3 separate regions of the Homo sapiens genome follow, and regions 2 and 3 are each linked to region 1. A link is a contact called in ENCODE Hi-C data. All regions are on one chromosome and are shown on one strand. The core of a region is the stretch at or near the end of the contact, and the rest is flanking DNA. Distances in the headings are between cores, read along the strand shown.

Evidence for each region. A loop is a pair of places that touch in the nucleus more often than their neighbours do. Pooled maps may share reads with other maps.
Region 2: a loop to region 1 is called in a map of CD8-positive, alpha-beta T cell, with 8 times the contacts of the local background. The contact joins the promoter of RCC2 here to the promoter of CLCN6 in region 1. A Hi-C loop is called at or near these places in 1 of 168 maps with a recorded cell type or tissue (CD8-positive, alpha-beta T cell), 1 of 37 single-sample maps with no recorded cell type and 9 of 50 pooled maps.
Region 3: a map of sigmoid colon shows a loop between it and region 1 (6-fold over the local background). The contact joins the promoter of KLHL21 here to the promoter of CLCN6 in region 1. A Hi-C loop is called at or near these places in 2 of 168 maps with a recorded cell type or tissue (psoas muscle and sigmoid colon), 1 of 37 single-sample maps with no recorded cell type and 13 of 50 pooled maps.

The regions. Positions count from the first base shown.
Region 1 is chr1:11,803,818-11,808,039 of GRCh38, forward strand. It overlaps CLCN6 (chloride voltage-gated channel 6), which reads left to right and starts at 2,374. Exons shown (of 23, transcript NM_001286.5): 1 at 2,374-2,532; 2 at 3,314-3,373. The coding sequence starts at 2,446. It overlaps MTHFR (methylenetetrahydrofolate reductase), which reads right to left and starts at 2,147. Exons shown (of 12, transcript NM_005957.5): 1 at 2,071-2,147. RefSeq lists enhancers at 1-722, 2,019-3,004, 2,202-2,311, 2,322-2,401, 2,852-2,921 and 1 more and silencers at 1,832-1,881, 1,902-1,951, 2,622-2,671.
Region 2 is chr1:17,437,695-17,441,916 of GRCh38, forward strand. It overlaps RCC2 (regulator of chromosome condensation 2), which reads right to left and starts at 1,983. Exons shown (of 13, transcript NM_018715.4): 1 at 1,851-1,983; 2 at 536-828. The coding sequence starts at 820. It overlaps LOC124903862 (a long non-coding RNA gene), which reads right to left and starts at 3,849. Exons shown (of 2, transcript XR_007065508.1): 1 at 3,764-3,849; 2 at 2,442-3,359. RefSeq lists silencers at 664-763, 2,083-2,222.
Region 3 is chr1:6,600,448-6,604,669 of GRCh38, forward strand. It overlaps KLHL21 (kelch like family member 21), which reads right to left and starts at 2,422. Exons shown (of 4, transcript NM_014851.4): 1 at 1,350-2,422. The coding sequence starts at 2,370. It overlaps LOC107984913 (a long non-coding RNA gene), which reads right to left. Exons shown (of 2, transcript XR_001737882.3): 2 at 3,000-4,200. RefSeq lists enhancers at 938-1,077, 1,108-1,157, 2,918-3,007, 3,028-3,187, 3,228-3,377 and silencers at 1,418-1,497, 1,678-1,837, 2,438-2,827, 3,792-4,140.

The DNA.
Region 1 (4,222 bases), core at 1,124-3,623:
AACATCTGTTACTTGAAACAGTTCGTGCACAGGATGGAAGGGGTGAGGGCTTGACTATGCAGCCAGATTTCTCCTGAATTCATGCTACTCCAAAAAGACCGTGTTGTGGGTTAGAACTTGATGCTGGCCATGTTCCAAAAATAGCCAGACCCAAGTTCAGTAAGGGCACGAATTTCTCAGAACAAAAGCTGCCCCATCTGTGCTTGCCTTGCAGGCTGCTCTTCTTACACATCACAGAATTCAATTCAAATCATCACAGTGACCCAGCTACTGGGAAGGCTGAGGCAGAAGGATTGCCTGAGCCCAGGAGTTCAAGGCCAGCCTGGGCAACATAGCGAGACTCCATCTCTTAAAAAAACAAAAAACACACCTGTAATCCCAGCACTTTGGGAGGCCGAGGTGGGTGGATCACCTGAGGCCAGGAGTTTGAGACCAGCCTGGCCAACATGGTGAAATCCCGACTCTACTAAAAATATAAAAATTAGCCAGGTTTGGTGGCGGGCGCCTGTAATCCCAGCTACTCTGGAGGCTGAGGCAGGAGAATCGCTTGAACCCGGAAGGCAGAGGTTGCAGTGAACCAAGATTGTGCCATAGCACTCCAGCCTGGGCGACAAAAGCAAAACTCCATCTCAAAAAAAAAAACAAAAACAAAAAACAGAAACAAGTAATCAGAGCCACCAGGGCACAGACAGGCCAACAGAGGGCATAGGGTCATCTGGCAGTCTGGTTAAGAAAATAAGACAAACACTTAAAAACAAACAAAACACTTGCACAGCAATGGGCAAACACACAGTAGTGAATGGGTGTGTGGTGACATGGCACAACAGAGGAAAGCCCAGGTGAGGTTCATTTCTTTCAGACTGTCCACCACTAACCCTGTGTACCTAACCATTTGGGGTCTTAGACTCTTTTGACAATCTGATTAAATGCACTGCTCCCTTCCCCTGAAATACACACACAGGTGCACAGACTACACGGGGATACATCCAAAGACAAGGAGTTGATTCCAGACTAAGAACCCTGGGCCAAAGCTTTCTCCCTCTAGGGCTGCTCTCTTTCATTCTGACCTCAAACTCCAGATTCTCAGTGGGGATGGCTGTGGGGAGTGAGGAACGGGGGCGGGGGGGAGGAGTAACAGCAAGAGCAGCCAGTTGGCTTTCCTCCAGCGTTTAAGGGCGCACCTCGTTAATTGCTTGCTGGAACAGAACCTAGAGTAGGAGGAAGCTGAACCACCTGTAAACCCTCTGATTTTCAAAGACTTATTGCATTCCTAGTATATGCCACGCATGTGCCATATTTGTAAGCCAACTCCCACGATTTATCCGTTATCAGCTGGACTCCCATAGCACCCTGGGTTGTAACTGTGGGTGAAAAGGCCTGTCTCCTTTCTCTTTCCCCAGTTCCCTGAGACAGGACCGGTGTCCTGCCTGGGGTATCCCCAGAGTTTGGCACACGGTGATAGCCAACATTCACTGAGCGCCAAAGGGCCAGGTGCTGCCACTCTCTCAAAATAAGCCTCTGCCACTTACTGAACAACTAGTCTGCGCCAAGCACTGGGATACTAAGCCTACGACTCCCAGAAAGGTCCCGGCGGACCCCCGTGCGCAGCGGGACGCAGTGGGCGCCAGGGACCGCAGTGCCCCGGGCCCAGCGCTCTTCTCCAGGTGATCGCCGGGGAGGCAGGTTTAAAAGGCAGGAGCCGGAAGCCGTCTCGGCGCCCAGGTGGCCGAGAATCCAGTCACCAGGTCACTGAGTCACCGATGGGGGCGAGGACACGGGCCTGGGCCGGTCAGAGGGGCGGGATCGTCACCCCTGGCTCAGGGGCCCCTCCGTCCAGGCAGGGAGCCAAAGTCAGTCTTCGCTTGAGGGTTGGCGGTCGCTGGAAGTGGTAGCCATTGGGAGTTACACTAATCCCGCGAAGGGTGCGCAAGGGAGGCGGCAGCCCCCCCCAAGAAGAGAGGCAGGCCGGCCTCCAGCGCTCCCCGCCCACAAGCACGTCCTTGCCCCCGGGAGGTTGTTTGCCGGCTCCAGGATCTCCCTCCCGGCGACCCCGGCCTCGCCGTCACTCACCCTCCAGTCCCGGGTGACTCAGAACGCTCGGCCGCCGGCCGCACCACTGTGGCCGCTGCAGGGGCGGGGAACGCAGTGAAGGGGCGCGGCGCAGGTGTCAGGTTGCTGGAGAGGCGGGCCTACAGGGCGGAAACCACCGGCGCGGGTGACCGGAAGCCCCGCCCCCAACATGGCCGTGCCCACAGGTCTCGTTGGAGGCCGTGCCTTTATCGTCATGTGACGCGAGTCCTCGCCCCACCCGTCTGCAGCCACTCCTGGTCTCAGTCCCAGAGCTCGAGAGGGCCACGTGACCGTCCCGGGGCCAGTCACGTGAGGCGCAGATCCTGGCTGGGAGGGGGTTGGTAGAGGGGTCCAGAGTGGCAGTAAAGGAGGAAGATGGCGGGGTGCAGGGGGTCTCTGTGCTGCTGCTGCAGGTGGTGCTGCTGCTGCGGTGAGCGTGAGACCCGCACCCCCGAGGAGCTGGTAAGAAGCCGGCGGAGTCGGCCTGGGGAGGGGGCGGTTGCTAAGGGACTGAGAGAGGCGTTGCCGGGGGTGGGGCCGGGCCAATCTGGGCCCGCAGGTGGCAGCGGGTGGGGCCTGGGGACCGCAGCCAGGGCTCTCGAAGCGTCTACCCTGCTTCACGTGCCTAAGTCTGGGGTCTTTTCTCATAACCCCTCCTGGAATCTGAGGGAGAATCCAGGCCAGCTCCAGTAAATCCCACCCATGTTTCCTTTTATTTCCATCTGAAAAGAGTTTGGAATGAAACAAGCGTTTTCAGAATGAGCTTCCTCACAGGACTTTGTGCTTATCATGCTGCTGTTTTAGCTTCTCCAGTCCTTTCTCACTCTATCCCTCACCCTTTCTGGGTCACTGACAGTCCAGCTTCCCCCTGCAAAGCATCCTGGGAAAACTTGAGTTGTGTTCCCAGAGTTGACAAGTCCTTTCTGATTTCAGATACGTCACACTGTCAAATGGAACCTGCATTTTTACCCCCCTTTTCAGCTGGCGTTGGACATCTTTGAGGTGTCCTGAAGAGGAGGGTGGTTATTTGGAGACTATCAGTGGAAATGAAGAGCTCAGCTGATGGCTGTAGATCCTCACCCACATGGTCCCTCACCCCTGAAAGGTTTTTTTTGAGGGCTGGTTCCTATTTGATAATGGCTCCAGATGATTTAGAAGCTAGCCACTGATTTCAGTAAATACTTCTGCCTCCTTCCACTCCTAACCACTAAAAAAGGCTCCCTCTGCGGATCTGTTTTTCTAGACCATCCTTGGAGAAACACAGGAGGAGGAGGATGAGATTCTTCCAAGGAAAGACTATGAGGTGAGCTCCTTTGATACTGCTTGGGCAACTAAAGTAGTGAGTGGCCTGGTCACTTCAGGCCGAAGCATTATGATTCCAACCAGAGATGCTCTTTGACCTTCTGTCCCAGGGAGTGAGTGGGTAAGAGAACTTCCTTCTAGGAAAGAGACTGTTTAGCAAGCCCTTTTCTCACCTTAACCCCAAAACAAGGTCTGGTGTTTTTACACGTTTATAAATCTGTGGCACCTTAACCTGGATAGAGTATGTATTTGCCATTAAACTGTTTGCTTTTACAGCTTACAGAGAGACTTAGAGTGAAAGGCACTGGCAGGCAGTATGTGCCCCTAACAGGTGTGTGCTTATAAACTGTTAAGGAGGCCTTGCTTCTCTTCTAGGAGAGCTTGCTTTTCAGATATTTTCTTGCTCAAGCAGCTTCTCTCTGACATGTTCTTGATTAAGTTCCACCTTTCATGTATGGGATTCTTAGAGTATGTGTTTTTAGTAAAGCCAACACTGCTGGGGTGAAACAACATGCGTGACTTTTTATCATTAAATTCTTAAACGTAATAAAGAAGGTAGAGAAAAGCCTATAACTCCATTCATTAAAAGATGACTGTTAACACCTTACTAAGTATCTTTCTACATCCTTACCCATGCTTTTATATACATGATACATGCTTTTTTTAAGTAACAAAAATGAGATTCCACTAAATCATCTATTTTAACCTGTCCCACTCACCCCCTTTATTATACTTTTTGTATCATTAGGTAATTTTCCACAACCTTTTCTTTTTTTTGACAGAGTCTCACTCTTCCATAAATTCTTCATGCTGTAGAATTTAGTGTCAGCGTTAGGATTTGTAGCACTTT
Region 2 (4,222 bases), core at 733-3,232, 5.6 Mb after region 1:
CCCCGCCCCCCCCGGGCGCCGGAGCCGAGGCGGCGGGAACCTCAAAGCCCCGGCGCAAACGGCCGCTCCCCGCAGAGCGCCGGCCGCCCCCTCCCCGCGGCGCCCGGGCGCAGCGGCGGCCACGGACGTGTGGGGCCCGCTGGCCGCCCCCTCTTCCAGGCCGGGCGAACTTACCGAGGTCCCCTTTCCCGGGGCGGGGGGGGAGGGGCGCAGAGGGAGCTGTGGGGGCGGGGCCATGACCCCCTCGTGCGGGCTTCGGCCGCCCCTCCCCCGCCGCGGGCCCGGGCGCGCGCCCCAACCGCCAACCGCCCGCGCGGTGCCCGGGGTCGGGTAGGCCGCGGGCCGCGCGCCCCGTACCGAGCCCTTTTGTTGCGCGGAGGCGGAGGCAATGATTCAGCCCGCGGCCTGCGCCGGCCCGGCCGCCGGGAGGGAGCGTGACGCGAGGCGGCCCCCGGCTGGAACGCGCGCCGTGCCGCGTCGCTGAGCCCGCCGGCCCCGGCCCTGCGCCCACCCGTCTACCCTGACCCTCACTCACGACGCGCTCCTTGGTGTGCTCGGGTTCGGTGATGACCACGGCCGCGCCGCCCGCCTTGCCTGCTGTCGCCGGCCGCGCCGCGCGCTTGCCCCCGCCGGGGGCCCCGTCGAGCTCCAGGCCGTCCTCGTCGCCGCTGCTGCCGCCGCCGCTGCTGCTACTGCAGCGCTCGGGCCGCTCGCGCTTCCTGCCCGCCGGGCCGCCGCGTTTCCTGGGCCCGGCGCGGGCAGTGCCGTTGCCCGAGCTCGGCTCCTCCCAGGCCGCCGCCGCCGCCTTCTTCCTGGGCATGGTCGCGGCTGGAGGGAGACACGGGGCAGCGGCGCACAATGGACGGGTTATAAACTGCGCGGGGGGAGGGGAGCGGAGACGAGCCACCCGGCCTCCACTTCCTCCTCTGCCCTCCCCAAAGTGGCGGCCGCAGGGTGGGCGGAGAGGGGGCGAGTTGGGAGAGGAAATCGCGCCCCTCCCTGGCCCCGGCGCGGCTCCTTCGGGGAATCCCGCAGGGCAGCCGGGAGCCCCAGAGGCAATCCCCTGGAGGGAGAATTGAGACCCCCGGCCTATCCGTAAGTTAGGTTTGCCCACAAAGCATCACAGTTGCAACCTCGCCCCCCAAAAGTAAAGGGAAAGTAAAACCAGCCTCCAGTCCCCTAGATTTTCATTAAAGAAGGCTTCGGGACACTTCCAGGATTCCCCCTTGGCACCTGGGTGGTAAGGGAGCCCCTGCTCCCCGGCTACCCCACCTGCTGCTTTTGTCTCCGCAGTCTCCCCCCAAACCCACTCATGGCATTTAATGCAACGCTCTCCCCCACCCCGCATCAGCCCTGGACCCCCGTTCGGCCCCAGCTCAGGGGTGCCGACCTCGGGCTCTAGTTAGCCGAATCCCTACGGCGGACTGCCCCCGGCGACGGGGGAAGAGCCCGAAGAAAGCTGGACCCCAGCCCCAAACACCTGCTCGCACAGACACGAAAAATAAAAACTTTAATGGTGCCCAACTCTCTCCCAGCCCCCTTGCCGGCCGTGCGGCCCGGCCGGTCTCCGATTCGACTGCAAAGTGTCCAGGGCCGCCGCCAGCTCCCCGGCGTCCCTGCGCTCTCCCCTGTCTGCTTTTTTTTTTTTTTTTAATTGATTTTGAACAATGGGATCTCTGTCTGTCTCCGATTAAACCACGTGGATCCGCCTTCCTTCCTCTTTTTATTCCTTCAATCACCCAGCCCCCCTCCCCCAGGTTTTTTTTTAACCTTTTCTCTTTAAAAAAAGGAAAAAAAAAAAAACTTTCCCAGACCCCACAAACTGATCACTGTCGATTTTCAGACCCTACCTGGTTGGAGTGATGAGAAACCGGAGAGAAAAAAGGAAGAGAAGCAACTAAAAGACGGATCGGAGGGCTTTTTTTTTTCCGGCCCAGACGAGGGCTCCAGCCCACTCACCAGATACACTTAAAATGTAAATACGAGCTTCCAGAACAAATGCTACAACACAAAACAGAAACACATGTGCGGCCGCGCGGCAAGCGAGCGCGCGGCGGGGCGGGAGGCGCGGGGCGCGGGGCGCGCGCGCCCCCTGCCGGCCGGCGGACCCGTTGCCGGCGCCCCCGCCCCGCCCGGCCTGGCCCTGCCCTGCCCACCCGAGCCTGCGCCGCGCGCCGCGCGCCTCGCCGCCCGCCTCGGCTCCGCTGCTCCTGCGCCTTTCGCGGGCCCGCGAGCGCGCTTTGGGCCTTCCACGCAGTGCGGCCTGCGCGTCAGGGACTTCTTTGCGGCTTAGGAGGATGTTGGATTGTTTTTCCTGGGCACGTCTAGACAGGTCACATGAGGACACTCGCTGGAAAATAGTTACTTCGCTCACGCAGCAGCCAACAAGGGACGTGCCCTAATTGAGTGATTGGAATGAAAGATGAATACAATTTGAATAATTTTTTCCTGTGCAGAGAGAAGCTGAGTTTTATTTGCCTGTGGATGTGTCCTCAGTATGTAACAAGGTGCTGTGACACGGAAGAATCACATAAAGGTTTGCTGTATTAGTGAATTAATTCATAATTAATTTGAGGGCCGTGGAGGCACTGGAAGCTGGCTTTGAGGGGAACTTTTTCATTTTTTGCCAAATATTTACTGAGCCCCCGGTACATGCAAGACCCACAGTGCCCGGGGCTGCAGAGCCAGTGAACAAGGTTTCCACCCCAGTGGAACGCACAGCCTAACGGAAAGACAGATCAGTAAACAAGTAATTACAACAGTGGTAAGCTTTACAAAGTGATGCCTGTGTAGGAACATTATGGCGAGGGGATTTATCCTAGTCCAGGGCCAGGGAAGGCATTCAGGTGGAAAGTTATGCTGAACAACTTAAAGGATGAATAAGACCCGATGAAAGGGGGCAGGAAAAGTATTCCAGGCCAGGTGGAGTGAACGGGACGCTCCACATTTCGAGATCTTGAGAGACACCTCCTGGGAGGGAAGCTGTCTGGTGGGGCTGGGGTGAGAAGAGCCAAGAGGCTGGGTTCTGAGGAGGTAGGCAGGGGTGCGAGGGCCTGCATAGACCCTAGTGAACCGCAGTGAGGCTTGATCTCGTTCGCGTGTCCTGGGACGGGTGAAAAAAGCCTTGCTTGCTTCCTACCGGTCTCCACCCTCCACCTCTCCACCCCACTTCCATTACGATCTCACCGTCACTTGCTCTCCTCTCAAAGCTTTTCTCCTGCTTCTTTTTTCCTGAGGCGTACCGCACAAGGAAGTTCCTTCTTCAGGCAACTTCTTGAAAACGCATAAAGTTCTAGGATTTTTGTGATTCATTCATTCATTGTTAGTGCAAGAAACAGGACTGGGAAGCATCAAGTGTCCTGTAAAGGAAGACAGAGAAACCAAGAGGCCCAAATCTAAGGTATTTGATCAAAGTCAAAAGTCTGTGTGTCAAGAGAGCTGAGAGTGCTTATGTAAAAGAACTTTGGAAATGAGAAATCAACTGGTACGTTTCAGAGATTTTCAGAAAAGTCAAGATGGAATAGAAGCACCCTTTGAAAGCCTATTCTTAATAGACCTGCATTTAAAAAGATTTTTTAGAGGTTAAACTTTGACGCTTTGATATAAAGCATAAGTAGAACCAACCAGAAAAGAATTTCGCCTAAATATGCCATCAAGTCCCCTTCAGGAAATGGCATGCTGATGCTTGTCAGCCGAGGCGGGTGGCTGGGTGTTTATCCTCTAAACACCCTGTGTGGCCAATTAGGAACACCACTGACAGTACCTTTAGATTTCAGTCTGCAAGTCTTTTCCTTTTTTCTCCTGCCCCTTTATAATGCTTTTTGCCAGCTTAAAAGACTCATGCCTCAGACACACTGATGCAATGAGACGCTAATATCATATTGCATCATCTGATCCTAGGTGTGGTGCTCCTGAAACTGGTTTTTCTTGAGGTTATGCTGCAGTAGAAAAGCACTTTGGGTATAACACCCTGGAACTGGCCCTACTTGTCAGAAGACAAAAGTAATTTTTGCAACTCCATGCCTCAATTCCACACCACTATTCTCCCAGGGAAAGCCTGCGTGACTCTCCCGGCTGGAATTGGGTGTGCAACAGACATTCATCAGTTAGGCGTGTCATGCTGCCACTTATGTAACAAATGTTACATAGTGAGGTGCACCTACAGGCAAGCTGAAAATGACACTTCCTCCTTCAAACTGTGCTTGGAATTTCACCTCGCTTC
Region 3 (4,222 bases), core at 1,172-3,671, 5.2 Mb before region 1:
GCATCCTGGGGGCTGTACCCCTTGGCCTCCCAGGCTGGCGCCACAGGACAGAGCGGACAAGACATTCTGTTTCACAGCCCTGAGCTCTAAAGGGAGAAAAGCAAGTTCTTGTTCTTAGGAAGTGAGCTCTGCCGGCCTCCTCCCTTCCATGGAGCTGTGTGAAAGGCAGCTGAAAGGAATGAACCAGCCACCTGCCTAAACCCAAGGGATTAACTGCTCTGCTGGGACATTTATGGAAGGGTGTGCAGAAAGCTGGGGCCAGTGTGGCCAGTTCTGGGAAGAAATTATCTGCTCAAAGCCACTGGTCAGACTTTCAGAAGAGGGGAGGGACACGGTCCCCAATCAACTTGGGGACAACCTTGGATTGGAAAGAGGCACAGATTCTGGCAGAACCCAGCAGAGGCTGGACTCAGAGCAGCAGGCTAAGGAAGCTGTGGCAACAGAATCCAGCAACTGTCCCACCTGACACCTCAGAGCCCCACTGGAACTCGGAGCACGTCCCAGAGTGGGCTCTCTCGCGAACATGCAAGGCTGGGCACAGCAGCTGTGACATCCCAGTCCCCACCTCCTTGCCTGATAACCGCCTCACACGCCTGCCTGGTGGGTTCTTTCCTTATATAGCAGTCACAGAGACCGCCCTTCCTCACCCCGACAAAGGAGGTAGCCTCGTGTTTGAACTGGGATTTATCTTTAATAAAAACCGTAGAAGCCCAAACTCAGGCGGACTGGGACCCGCCTACCATGACTCGGCAGTGTTTTGGGGTTTGGGCCAAGTAACTGGAAGAAAACCTCTTAACATGTGACCATGTTTACAGGCTCCGGGGAGTTCAGCCTAAACACCATGTGACCAGAGCACAGAGCCTAGGTGCAAGCCCAAGGGAACCTTGTCACCGGGTGACAAAGAGTGAGTCAGGGGGCCCGGTGTGGCTCAGCAGGGAGGGAGAAATTCCCCGGCTTGTGGGGAACAGATGCCTCACCGGGCGTCGGCCTCCTGCCCGTCCCTGGATTCCTTAAGGAGAAAAAGAAAGCACCCATTGTGCGGGGTGAATGCCCCAGTATCTTCCAACCAAGTGGGGAGGCACCTCCTGGGCACGGAGTTGGCTCAGCCTGGCAGCCCCGGCCGCACGGGGCACAGAGACCCACAAGCAGCTACTTGTCCCGGCTCACACAAGGGGCCCTTCTTCAAGGTTAAAAGTATCGCCCAGAGACATGTAGTCACCAGAGCCCCAGCTTGGACTCAGGTGCGCCCCTAGGATTCCAGGCTCTGTGCGCTTCCCCCGCGAATAGCTGGGCTCCCGTACCGGCGAGGTTCAACCCCAGAGAGCCTGCCCAGCCCCTGGCCCACTCACCCGTCACGTAGATGTCATTGCCCAGCGCCACGATGCTGTAGCCTCCGCCCAGGTGGTCTGGGAACTCGGCCAGGTAGCGCCACTGACCCGTCTGCGGGTTGTAGCAGTCGACAGTGACCAGCTCGTCACAGTCCTGGTCGCAGCCGCCCACGAGCACGAGGATCTCGGCGAGACCGGTGGACGGGCGAGGACGCATTCGGGGACAGGGCCCGCGGTCGTGGCGGTCGTAGCGCGCCGCCTGGAAGTCGCGCGCCTCGCGCAGCAGGCGCAGGCAGGGTGGGCAGCGCGCCACCAGCGGCTCGGCCTCGACGTGCGCCAACAGGTAGAAGCGGCGCACGAAGGGCAGGCGCACGGCCTCCAGCAGCTGCGGCCAGTGCGCGGCGCGGCGCGGCGGGTCAGCGCGGACCCAGCGCAGCGCCAGCTGGTAGGCGGCCTCCTCCTTGGGCACACACAGCCCGTCGTCCCGCAGGTAGCGCAGCAGGCGCGCCAGTGGCAGCCGCTCCAGCTGCTCGGCGCCCAGCTCGCCCACGTGGCGCAGAATGAACCGCTGCGCCGCGCTCGCCAGTCCCGAGCAGCTGAAGGCCTCAGCGAAGTCCTGCATGTCCAGGCAGTTGGCCAGGTCGAGCTGCTGCTGCAGGAAGGCCCCGCACGCCTCCTTCACGGCCGGGAACTGCAGCAGGTCGGCGGCGCGCAGCAGCGGCTCAGCGTTGTCGCCGCTTACCGCCACGCGGCCCGTGTAGCTGAAGTCCAGCAGCAGCTGCAGCATGTCGGGAGGCACTCCGTGCAGGCGCACCCGCTCGGCGCGGCTCTCGCGCAGCTGCCCCGCGAACATGGCGCGGAAGTAGGGGCTGGCGGCGGCCAGCACCGCACGGTGCGCCGGGAAGTCGCGCCCGCCCGCCGCCTCCAGGGTCACGTCCAGGAACTTGCGCTCGGCGCGCAGCTGGCTCAGGCCGCGCAGCAGGCTCAGGGCGTGCGCGGGGTCCGAGAAGGGAAGCACGGCCAGGGGCGCCGGTCGCTCCATGGCGCCTTCGATAGGTTGTCGAGGACGCCGCGGCCGGGGCCTGCGGAGAGACGCGGCGCGCTAGGCACCGCTGCTATAAATAGGGCGGGGCGCCGCGGCTCTCGAGGGGCGGGATGGGCGGGGAGACGTCTGCACCGCCCCCTTAACCCCTCTGTGCCGGGCGCCACCGCCCCCCGCGAGCGCGGGCTCGCCTGTCCCCCGCGCGGCGCCCGCCCCCGGCTCCGCAGGCTGAGTCACCGCTGTCCGCGGCCGGCTCCCTCCCTCCGCCCTTCTGCGTCTCCCCGCTGACGCCCGGGCCGGGGACAGCGAGTGACAAGTGCCAGGTCCGAGGGCGGCCTCGCCGCGCGCCGGGACCGGGGGCCTCCCGGGGTTGCCCACGACCCACCCGGCCCGGCTGCTGAACCCAACCCGGGAGAGGCGAGCTCGGCCCTGAAACCAAAGCCACCCCTCCTTTCACGCCAGACTTCCCAAGGGCGCCGGCCCAGGTCCCGGGGCGGCTGGGTACAATGGCTTTTTGTTTTGCTTTTGAGTTCCACTAGTTTCAAGGGTTGCTAGTTAACCCCATCACGGGACACACTCAAAGGATAGGCTTTTTACCATTCTGGACCAAAGCAAGAACGCGTATAAAGTTTTTCGGTGACGTTTTTTTCTTGGCGCATTTATAAGCGACCCGGGGCCGGATTCCAGGAGTCGGCCCCACTCCTGTGTTCCTGAAGGAGCTTCTGACTCAATCACACAGGCGTTAACTTTAGTCGGCTTCACGCGCAGTTGTAGTTTCCGAGTCTGCGTCGCAGCTGCAGGCTCCGGGGCTGCCCGCCCTAGGGGCTCCCGGGCCTCCCTGAAGCAGCTGCTCGGACTCCACGAGAGGGTAACTGGGTATAAAGAGCGAGGGCTCAAAGTCAGATAGGAGACCGCCTTGAAACTAGATGACGCCACTAAGCACAGTCCCGCCGTCACTTGTACTGCGGTGGGGAATGGTGAAAGAAGGAATCGCCCTTATTTTAGTTCCGATAGACACAGCACCACTTTGAATGTCACTTGTAGGGGAAAAAGAGCCCTCCCTTGGAGGCCATTTTTTCCTCAGTGGAAGGTAGGCTTTGCTCAGTTTTAGAAAAGACCCCTATTTCACCACCAGGACTGCTGCTTTGCAGAGAACACTTGGGTTTGTGCTGTTTTCCAGCCCCCCTACACCGGTGGGCCTTTGAGAACGCATTCCTGAGGAAGGCGCCCGCCCACGTGGGTCCCAGAGCAGGCCACGCGCATGGGAGCTGGCTATCATTTCCTGGTTCCAGCGAGGTCTAGGGCCGCGTAGCGTTTCCAGAAGACATTTTGTTTTTATTCCACCTCTGAAATGAGAACCGCAGGCTTTCTCTTCTACTTAAGAGTTTCACGTCATTTTGCCATAAGAATGCATCTGGTCTGAATTTCAGGGTGAGCATGGGCAGCACAGGCCCAAATCAGAAAACATTCAGGTACCCAGGCGGGCCGCCTGTTGCCCATAGAAGGACTGTTCACACAGCTATTCAAGGCAGCGGCAGCATTCCTGGGCCCAGGAGCAGGGCCAATAGCTTCCTTGCACAGGCTTTGTGACAAGAAAGGCTGAGTAGCCAGGAAGTGGAATGTTTGTAGGGAAAAGAACTCCCGTCCCCTGGGTCAGCTTACCCATCTTGCGTAAGTCCAGTGATTAAATCAATAATGTTTCCATAGTTGAGGATTGAGTACGGTTTTTCTGTATTCCCAATAACAGGGATTTTTAAACATCATATTTCAGTCTTACTATGTAGCCTTGAAGAATAATGATGTATTTATTGAAATGGAAAGATGTTTGAGCTATAAAGCGAAAAATCAGATT